2 separate regions of the Homo sapiens genome follow, and region 1 is linked to region 2. A link is a loop called in an ENCODE intact Hi-C map of the cell type or tissue named here. Cell type or tissue: adrenal gland. All regions are shown on one strand. Links, peaks and the distances in the headings refer to the core of each region. The heading gives the core; the rest is flanking DNA. Region 1 has its middle 3.5 kb from the start of MIR3529. Region 2 has its middle 21 kb from the start of DET1.

Evidence for each region. A loop is a pair of places that touch in the nucleus more often than their neighbours do. Peaks named below come from ENCODE experiments on the same cell type or tissue, not always from the same donor. Only the 100,000 strongest peaks of a DNase experiment are listed, where the experiment ranks them.
Region 1: it touches region 2 in a loop (3-fold over the local background); 3 of 110 quality-filtered maps call a loop at or near these places.

Annotation. Positions count from the first base shown.
Region 1 is chr15:88,612,742-88,618,117 of GRCh38, reverse strand. It overlaps a transcript of AEN not described here. Among named protein-coding and RNA genes, the nearest start is that of MIR3529, 3.5 kb to the right of the region's middle. RefSeq lists an enhancer at 4,400-5,084. In adrenal gland, for the core only: CTCF peaks have their summits at 3,215 and 3,414 (motif pointing right); a DNase peak (open chromatin) is centred at 3,421.
Region 2 is chr15:88,565,104-88,570,479 of GRCh38, reverse strand. No RefSeq gene overlaps it. Among named protein-coding and RNA genes, the nearest start is that of DET1, 21 kb to the right of the region's middle. RefSeq lists an enhancer at 1,551-2,050. In adrenal gland, for the core only: no CTCF peak of the experiment used is centred there; DNase peaks (open chromatin) are centred at 529, 2,489, 2,839, 3,209 and 1 weaker place.

The DNA.
Region 1 (5,376 bases), core at 305-5,304, 48 kb before region 2:
ATAAATCTACAAACTCTCAAGGGGTAGGCAAAAAGGGATTTTCTTTTATAGGAAGGAGTAAACCAGTCTAGAAAGAACCTGGTGTAGGTAAGTGGGATGAACGAGAGTGACAGGGTGGGGCAGTAGATCAGAGATTGCTTTATCCTGAGGCCAGCCTGTTCTCAAGGGGGCTGTTACAGAGGGATTTCATGCTGGTTTAGGCTGAGGGTGGGCCAAAATTCAGAGGCCTTGGGGAAGGACAAAAGCTTAACCAAAGTTTCATTAATGAGCATTTTTTTCCAGCTGATCAATGGGCCAAGCATTTCAGCTAGTCACTTATGAGGCAAATGGGAATTGGGGCTATCTGTATCCGGTCTAGTAACAGGGTATAGTGGGGAATCGCCATAGAGGGGAATCCATGAGTTTTATCTCAGTCATTGCAGTGAGCCATTTCCAGAACCCGAGAGACGGGGTTGAGGTGGGGTTAGGGGGTAAGGGGTTAATCATTGCTGTTCTCTAGGAGCACAGTGCTTAGGTAAAACTCAACATTGTCATAAATAGTTTTTTCATGTACTTTAAAAATGAAGGCCGGGCGCTGTGGCTCACGCCTGTAATTCCAACACTTTGGGAGGCCAAGGCGGGTGAATCACCTGAGGTCTCAAGTTTGAGACCAGCCTGGCCAACATGGTGAAATCCTGTCTCTACTAAAACACAAAAATTACCTAGGTATGGTCGTGGGCACCTATAATCCCAGCTACTCAGGAGGCTGAGGCATGAGAATCTCCTGCACCCCGGAGATAGAGGTTGCAGCGAGCCAAGATTGCACCACTGCCCTCCAGCCTGGGCAACAGTGCAAGACTCTGTCTCAATAAATAAATAAAGAAGCTAGGCAAGGTGGCACATGCCTGTAGTCCCAGCTACTTTGGAGGCTGAGGTGGGAGGATCACTTGAGAAGGGCAGGAGTTTGAGACCACAGTGCACTATGATTGTGTTACCCTCCAGCCTGGGCAACATAGTGAGACCCCACCTCTACAAAAAATAAATAAATGAAAATGAATAATATTTGTATCAAATCATTATGATATTTAGACTCCATTGCGTTCATTTAATGACGTCTTTTTAAGATGTCCATATTAACAGATGCTCTGTGACTTAACAATGAGGCCATGTCCGGATAAACCCACTATAATTCACAAGTTGAAAATGCACTTAATACATCTAACCTACCAAACGTCTATAGCTTAGCCTGACATACCTTAGATGTACTTACAACATTTACATTGGCCTACAGTTGGGCAAAATCATCTAACACAAATGTTATAATAAAGTACTGAACATGTCACATAATTTATTCACGACTGTACTGAAAATAAAAAACAGAATGTATGGACACTTGAAGTAAGGTTTCTACTAAATGTGTATTGCTTTTGCACTATTGTAAAGTTGAAAAATGTTAAATTGAGCCATTGTAGGTCAGGGACCATCTATACTTACATTTATCATAAAAAAATTGCTAAGTAAAAAAACTTGATGTCCCAGGTATTCAGTAAGGGTGGTCTCACACTGTCATCTTGACTGTGGATGGTAATACCCATACCCCTTCTTTCTTAGGGAAACCACTAAACTCACCCTCCAACTTCTGCTAGCTGTGTGACTTTTGGCAAGGCTCTTGACCTTGCTGAACCAAGTCAGCCCTTCCCTTCTACCCAGAGGCTGCCCCTGGATTGAATAAAAATATTCCCTCCTAGGCCAGGTGCGGTGGCTCACGCCTGTAATCCCAACACTTTGGGAAGCAGAGGCTGGTGGATCACAAGTTCAGAAGTTGAAGACCACCCTGACCAACACGGTGAAACTCCATCTCTACTAAAAATACAAAAATTAGACGGGCATGGTGACACTTGCCTGTAATCCTAGCTACTCAGAAGGCTGAGGAAGGAGAATCATTTGAACCCGGGAGGCAGAGGTTGCAGTGAGCCGAGATGGCGCCACTGCACTTCAGCCTGGATGACAGAGCAAGGCTCCATCTTGAAGAAAAAAAAACAAAAAACGCCTCCTTCCACAAAGACGAGGGCTCCTTTATAACAGAGCTTGTTTAGGCTGGGGCCTGGTGGGGAAAAACCCATGATCCAAGCTCTGACTTCAAGGACCCCATCATTTCCCCCTCCGCATTTTCAATCTGAAAACACTTGAGACAGGACTTGACCTGTTTTGCATTTACAAATCATTATGCTACAGTCAGAGTGCCATTCTGCCTGCCCTGTGTACTCATTCTGAGGACTTTTTGGGGGTACTGTGGGGATCCCCATGGTGCTGGGCCAGGTGCAGACTTGAAAGAGAGTGTTGATCTGCTCAATTTTTAGAGCAATTGTTCTCCACGTGTCGTCCTAGCCCAGCAGCATGGGCATTTACCTGGGAGTTTGTTGGACCTACTGAATCAGAAAATCAGGCTGTGGGGCCCAGAAAGTCAGGGGATGAGGCCCAGAAAGTCAAGGGGTAGGATTAAGAAAATTAGGGGGTGGGGCCCAGCATTTTAACAAGCTGATGAAATAGCTAATCCTGAGGCATGCCGAAGTTTAGGATCCATTGTGTTGGAGAGTATGAAGCTGACGACATTCCCAGTGCTAAATGTGAATAAGGTACTTGTTTTATGCACGCAGCTCCCCGCCTCTTAGCTCTCTTGATCCAGCAGCAGCTGGACTTTGGACCTACCAGGACACAGCCTGGCACCAAGACAATTAAGGTACCTTTGTACCCTCCCCCAACTCCTGAGAATGTCCGGGATTCTCAGGCCCAGGCTAAGTGTCACACGGCTAATTTTTTAATGGAAGACTGGAGGGATTTGATCGAGGGGAGTTTTATTCTCTGCCGTTCCTTGCTCCATTCTAGACTAGAGTTCCCTCACATATAAAATTAATCCTTCATTCAGTGGTCCCCAGCCTTGACTCAACATGCTGAACTTGAAAAAACACAGACGAGGCCGGGCGCGGTGGCTCACGCCTGTAATCCCAGCACTTTGGGAGGCCGAGGTGGGCGGATCACGAGGTCAGCAGATCGAGACCATCTGGCTAGCACAGTGAAACCCTTTCTCTACTAAAAATACAAAAAAATTTGGCCGGGCGTGGTGGCGGGCGCCTGTAGTCCCAGCTGTTCGGGAGGCTGAGGCGGTAGAATGGCGTGAACCCGAGATCGCGCCACTGCACTCCAGCCTGGGCGACAGAGCGAGACTCCATCTCACAAAACAAAACAAAACAACAACAACAACAACAACAAAAAAGCACCACAGACGCTTGGGTCACACCCCACCCCAAGATTCTGATTTAACTGGTCTGGGGTGGGGCCTGAACAGGAAGGTTTTTAAATCTCCCCAGGTGTTAGTAGTTTGTCGCTGAGACTGACAATTGCCGCTAAAGTGGAGTTACCTAAAGCTTCCAGCAGAGGACGCTGCCTCTCTGCTCATCCAGGGAAACGTGAGCCGGGAAACCTGACAGCTGCAGTTGCGATGGGTGGGGCTGGAAATCAGGCTGTTTCGTAAACCCGGTTGATGCAGTTAAGGCGACGGGCCAGATGCCGTGACCCTTGTATCGCCGAGGTTTTTGTGTTGAGACTCCAATAAAGTTACCTTAAAAAGTAGTAAGTTAGGGCCAGGCGCTGTGACTTACGCTGTAATTTCAGCATTTGGGGAAGCCAAGGTGGTAGGATCACCTGAGCCCAGGAGTTTAAGACCAGCCTGAGCAACACAGGGAGACTCCGTCTCTACAAAAAATACTGTAATTAGCCAGGGTGTGGTGGTGGGTGTCTGTAGTCTCATCTGATCGGGAGGCTGAGGGAGGAGAATTGCTTGAGCCCAGGAGGTTGGGGTTGCATTGAGCCGAGATCACACCACTGCACTCTAGACTGGGTGACAAAGCCAGACCCCATTTCAATAAATAAATAAATAAATAAAAACAGTAGTAAATTGTCTATTTTGCTGAGTGACCAAGAGATAAGTCACAACCTCTGCAGGCCCTGATTTCAGCATTTTTAAAGTGGGGAGGGACTTGGTCTATATTCATTCTTTCAATATATATTGAGTCCCCTGAAATGGGCAAGATACTGATCTGGAAGGGGAAGGATACATATTTAAATAGGATTAAATTCCTACATGATAGGGGAGACTAATAGAAAGATGGTGGTTTCCATTTTTTCCTATTTCAGGATGGCAGATTTGTGGGTGCACAAGGCTGGTGAAGAGGACAACCATGAAAACTATGAAAGAAAAGGCAGAAGAGACCAATATTGGGTATATACCCATGCTATTTTATATTATGACACTTCACTTGCCTACTTATCGTAATAACCTAGCAAGGTAGATGTGATCAATTCTGTTTCACAGTTGAGGAATCTGAGACTCAGAGATGTTAAGTGACTGACTCAAAGTCACACAGCTCGTAAGCAGTGGAGCCAAGATTGAAACTGGCACATGTTTGACTTCAGAGCCAGGACTCCCCCCACCACTTAACAAAGGCTGTCATATCCATCCCTCAAATCAGGAATGCACCCCACATCCCCCCCCGAGATGCTTGTTTCACTGAGACACAATCTCTCCCCGTTCCATCTCCAAACCAGCCCCAGAGGCTGAGGGCTGCCCAGGAGAGACTCAACTCCCCTCCTCTCCTGTTCTCCAGCTCTGCCCTTCCTGCCCAATCTGGGCTTCTCTCCCGCTGTGAAGGACAGATACCTGCTGAGTGACACCAATTTGCAGACTTCTGAAGTGTAAATGAGATTTCTAATAGGACTGGCTTCCCACTGGCTTCAGGCAGGGTTAGGAGTAAAGGGAAATTTAAGACTGGAAGTGCAGAAGAAGAGAGCCAGTTTGTAGGATAGGGAGCAGCAGAAGCAGAGGCAGCCAAAGTCTCTGGGTAGAAGTGAAGGGCTGACTTGGTTCAGAGAGGTCAAGTGCCTTGCCAGAGGTCACACAGCTAGCAACCGGAAGAGGTAGAATGAGCTCAGCTAATGGTTGCATTTTTAGCATTCCCTAAATGAGTACGATCCCCAACCCCCAACTTTAGTTTGTAATATGCTTTAGTCTCCTCTGCTGTATGGATGGAGGAGGGTGGGAATATACTTAGGAATAGGGAGGGCATTTGGATTTGTTGCTTGAAAATTAATCTCCACTGAAAGTGTCATCACTGTAACTTGGTGCTCACCTTAGGGCAAGGTACCCCCCAGGCAGAGGGATCCCAGGCAGAAAGGCTGGGAGGCCAGGCAAGGTGGCTGATGCCTATACTCCCAGCACTTTGGGAGACCGAGGTGGGCAGATCCCCTGACGTCACGAGTTCGAGACCAGCCTGACCAACATAGCAAACCCCTCTCTCTACCAAAAATACAAAAAATTAGCTGAGTTGGTGGCATTCACCT
Region 2 (5,376 bases), core at 259-5,258:
TAAATTAGACTATCTGGGGATGGGACCCAGGACCTAGTATTTTTAAAGCTCCTCAGTTGAGCCCACTGGGCAGCCAAGGTTGGGAACCACTGCCCTAGGGTGCATTCTTCTTTCAGGCATGAAGACAGGGTGAGTTAGCCTGTTCCCTGCCTGCCACACTTAAGAGAAGCCTGCTGGCCAATAAGAGGGGGCTCCTTGGCTGCACTTACTGCTGTCCTTCCCCAGCCTTGCTCTCCTCCCCTGGAAGCATGGGCCAGTCTGTGGGCTCTCTCACCTTCCTGACTCCACTCTTCTTGCCTGTCCTCCCACTGCTCCTGGAATGATCTTCCTAAGAACCAACTCTAATCCTATCACACCCTCACTTTTCACTACCTGCAGAGCAAGTCCTAGCATAGAGACTCTTCTAAAGATTCCTACATCTTTCTTTCTAACCTAATTCCCTTCCTCATCCTTATATTCCAGTCAATCTGAAGACAAGGGCTCCCCTTGTTTTTGCTTGTGTCTCCTTCCCTCACCCCACAGCCCTAGCATTTAGGCAGGTGACCTTCGCAGGGAAGATGTTCACATAAAGACCTTACTGAGCTGGATTGAGTTGAGCAGAACACAATGTCTCTGGGCTGCAGAATGAAGGAAACATAATTTGTTTTCACTGACAACGGCCATGAATGACCTTGTTTTGAGGGAGAAGGGAAATAACAAGCAGCTTGAAAACAACATTTTTCTAAACCTACCATTTTTTGCTGTTATTCATGTTTTAAATTTTACATTTTTTTTAATTTTTAAATTTATTTTTTAAAGACAGGGTCTTGCTCTGTTACCCAGGCTAGAGTACAGTGGTGAGATCATAACTCGTCTCTACTAAAAAATACAAAAATTAGCCAGGCATGGTGGTGGGTACCCATAGTCCTAGCTACTCAGTAGGCTGGGGCAGGAGAATTGCTTGAACCCAGGAGGCAGAGGTTGCAGTGAGCCAAGATTGCGCCACTGCACTCCAGCCTAGGCAACGGAGTGAGACCGTCTCAAAGAAAAACAAACAAACAAACAAAGAAAAACAATTTGTTTAAACAAGCAACAAAAGAAACATCAGCCACAATCCCTTACCCAAGCATGACCATTTTGTACTATTTCATTTTGGGCATGGTTCTTCCCATATGTTCTTGTTGACATATTGTATTTATTTATTTATTGTTTTCAATTTTTATTTTAGGTTCAGGGATACATGTGCAGGTTCGTTATGTAGGTAAACTTGTGTCACAGGGCTGTATTGTACAGATTATTCCCTCTCCCAGGCACTAAGCATAGTACCTGATTGTTATTTTTCCTGATCCTCTCCCTCCTCTCACCCTGCACCTCCAAGTAGGCCCAAGTGTCTGCTGTTCCCCTCTTTGTGCCCATCGGTTCTCATTATTTAGCTCCCACTTATAAGTGAGAACATGCGGTTGGTTTTCTGTTCCTGCGTTAGTTTGCTGAGGATCGTGGCCTCCAACTCCATCCACGTTCTTGCAAAGGACACAGTCTTGTTCTTTTGGTATCTGTCCAGTTTGGGTTCTACTCTGGCACTTATTTCATCATAAACTTATAAAATATTATGCCTTGGTTTTCATCACCATTGGCTTTGGCTGCTGCTTAATGTCCCCTGAGGGCCTTCGTGGAGTTTCTGAGCTATTCCTCGCTGTGGGACATGTTAATTGCGATGGCATGACACTGTAATTCCTTTCAGTGTAATAGTCCTTCCCCTAAGCGTAATAGTGTAATAGTCCTAAGCATTGACACTGTAATTCCTTTCAGTGTAATAGTCCTTCCCCCCAAAGTTGCTTTTCTTTTCTTTTCTTCTTTTCGTTTCTCTCTTTTATTAGAAAATAAACTTGCTCTTTAATGGGGAATGGGAGAGAGGGCTGTCTGCGCAGGAATGAGGGTAGGGTGTCTGTGGGCTGAGTCAGCTTTGGGCTCCTGGTTCTGATTATGCAGCTCATGTATGGTGTCCTTGCTATCAGGCAACGTGGCCGCTCCATAACCCACAGTGCCCAGGGCATAGCACCTGGAGGATACCAGCAAGTAGGCGGGCAGTCACCACAGGACCTCCCAGCAGGACAAGGGCAGCTCCAGGCCCAGGGCTCCCATGGTCAGGGCCAACCAGGTAGAGCCCAGGATCACCAGTTCCCAAAGCCATTGTGCTAATTTCATCATGGTCACTCTTCGCACCGCATCTCCTCAGGTTGCTTTTCTATCTCATCAGCAACCTTCTTCAAAACCTGCCTCCCTAATCTGTCATGAGATTAGAGTAAGAAATTTTAAAAAAATAGAAAAGAAAGAAAATCTTGCCTCTGAAGTGCAATGCATCTTCCAGAAGGTGCTTGTGCTTTCTCAGCTACCATCCCCTCCTACTGACTCCTCTCCCCAGAGCCATGCATCAGGCCCCACTAAAGACCCCTTCTTCTTAAAGACTTTCCCAAACTGAGGAGCACCTGGGCTGGGCTGTCACCTGCTGTATGCGTCCACGTGGCCTTGTGCTTCCTAACCAGCACTTTCCACATTTCATTCTGTTTCATGGTGTGAATTACTCACCACTGTATCCTCAGCAAGTGAAAGGAAGGACACAGGGGGACAGGGAAGGAGGGCATGCCCTAGCTCCTCCTAGGGCCTCTGGTGGCCTGTGGCCTGCAGGTGAAAGGGAGGTCAGTCCTATGGTAGTCATCCCCATTAGCCTTCTGCCCTTACAGCAGGTCCAAGCTCTACCATTCTTGGGCTTCCAGACCCCAGCACAGTGTGGTGTCTCGGGGGAAAGCTTGTGTCTCATAGGTGGGCAAGCTACCCCCACTCCTCTGGCTGCTCCAGCTGCCCCCATTACAGGGCATCGCTGGTTGGGGCCAGGAAGGACTGTTTGTTCAATTCTAACAACACAGGGGCTATTACCAGTGGCGCTGGAGGGGAGGAACAGCTGTTCCATCTCCCAAGCTAGTTCCAGCCCCCCTTACCTGATCGCCTCCCTAGGTTTTATCGAATCTCCGTGTCTTGCAATTACCTCTAATTTCATTGCCTTCATTGCGAAGAAGAGCGCTTTTCCCTGCAGCTAAGATTTTCTTATATTCCCTGGGCTTTGCCTCTTCAGCCCCCAGCCTCTTCTTTACACTCCCAGCGAACGACATGAGCAGTCATTTTCTGGGACTGGAGCTCTGCCTGCACCCCTGCCCTGGCCACTCACACCTCAGCCGTGCTCCCCTGTCCTGCCCCTGAGAGCAGAAACCAGAGAGTGGAGGCCCTATGGCAACCCAGGGGCCTCCAGTTTAAGGAAAATGCTTCACAGGGCTTTGCTCTATGGTCCAAGCAGCTACTCCCTCTGGAAAGAAGGTTTTGATGTGCTTCCTCCTTCTCGTTCCTCTCCAAAGACCCTCCTCCAACCCCATATCTCAGGCAGATCTAGGAGGTAAGGACCAGGTTTCAGGACTGGCTTATTTCATTCATCCAACAAATACTTGTTAGGTCTTTAATATGTGCTAGCACTAGACAATCAAAAACTACTTATTTAACACAGATTTTATTCTCAGCACAGTGTCTGATACTCATCCCCTTCCCTGAGAATGAATAGGTACCAGAGGCAGTGGGAAGAGAGTATCTGAGAAAGACTGAAGGCTGCAGGGTCACCAAAGATAAAGAAAAGACCCTCCTGGTTAGTGAGCATTTAGTCGAGGGCATGAGGGGAAGGTATGTCTTCAAACAGTGGTGCTCAAAGCTGCAGTGTGCTATGATAGGGTATAGCTGCAGACACGGTACCTGCCTTTGAGAAGTTTCAAAACTAGGGCTGGGCACAGTGGCTCCCTCCTGTAATCCTGGCACTTTGGGAGGCCGAGGCAGGCAGATCGCCTGAGCTCAGGAGTTTGAGACCAGCCTGGGCAACATGGCAAAACCCTATCTCTACTGAAAAAATCAAAAAATTAGCCAGGCGTGGTGGTGCGTGCCTGTGGTCCCAGCTACTCGGGAGGCTGAGGCAGGGGAATCGCTTGAGCCTAGGAGGCAGAGATTGCAGTGACCTGAGATCATGCCATTGCACTCCAATCTGGGCAACAGAGTTTCAAAACTACCTGGGCATAGAAGCAATCATGCATTGAATACCTAATCAGGTCCCGCACTGATGGAGGTAATAGTCATCCTTGCTTTAGAGATAAGAGAAATGGGCCTCAGAGGCTCTCTCCCTTTCTCCTGCTGTAGCCCACCTGACTCTCTGTGCTTCAGGAATGCCAAACTGTGCTTTGTTCTCTGCAGATACTATGCTGTTTTACATCTCACTACCTTTTCCTGTGCAGTTCCTATTGCCTGGAACACCATTCCTTCAGCATCTTCTATAGCATCTATTCTGGGAGTGCTAGGTTAAGTGCCCATCCAACTGTTGGTGAGGATCTCTCAACTAGACTGCAGGCTTCTCTGAGGCAGGAATCGTGACTTTGTCACACTGGTCCTGCCACACTTGGCCCAGTGCCTGCTGCAGAGTCAGGGTTCTCAAATTATTGGCTGAAGACAATAAATATGTACAGTCACCTGTCTTAAGCAGCACAGCTAGCATGAGGCAAAATAGGCTTTGAACCATGGTTGCCCCTCACATAAGGCACCTTTGTGTGCATTAGGAAAAGACTCCCCCTCTGAGTGGGTGCACTGCAAAAAGGCAAGTCTTCTGGGAAGACCAGCTGGGAAAAGGCACTCCTTCCTTGGCTGATGCAGCCCTGGGCCAGGTCTTGGGGCTTGGCTGAGCCAGCGAGTAGATTTCAGCCCTGACTCATGCTTCTTGGGCATGATGACCCAGCTCAGGTATAGCCTGTTTGAACCCAAGTCAGCCTGATACTGAAACCCACACTTTTCTTTGCCATGTGAACAAGAGCAATGTGCCCTCAAAATATTTTCAAGCCAAGAGAAAGCTGTGTGTGTGTGTGTGTGTGTGTGTGTGTGTGTGTGTGTGTGTGTGTGAGAGAGAGAGAGAGAGAGAGAGAGATTGATTTTTGGCAAGAGATTTTGCTATTTTTGGTAAAACAGCAAAAGCCCCAAACAGCCGGTGCCATGTTCCTATGAGCTCAATCCACAAGTTATTCTTTTCCCCCAAATCAAGCAGAACAATACTCATCCCTTTGCCTGAGCACAAATAGGTGCCAGAGGCAGTGGGAAGAGAGTATCTGGGAAAGACTGAAGGCTGCAGGGTCACCAAAGATAAAGAAAAGCCCCTCCTGGGCAGTAAGCATTTAGTCGAGGGCATGAGGGGAAGGTATGTCTTCAAACGCTGGAGTTCAAGACAGCAGTGCACTATGATCATGCCTGTGAATAGCTACAGCACTCCAGCCCGGGCAATATAGTGAGAACATGCCTGACTCTAAAAAATTTGGATTTGAAATC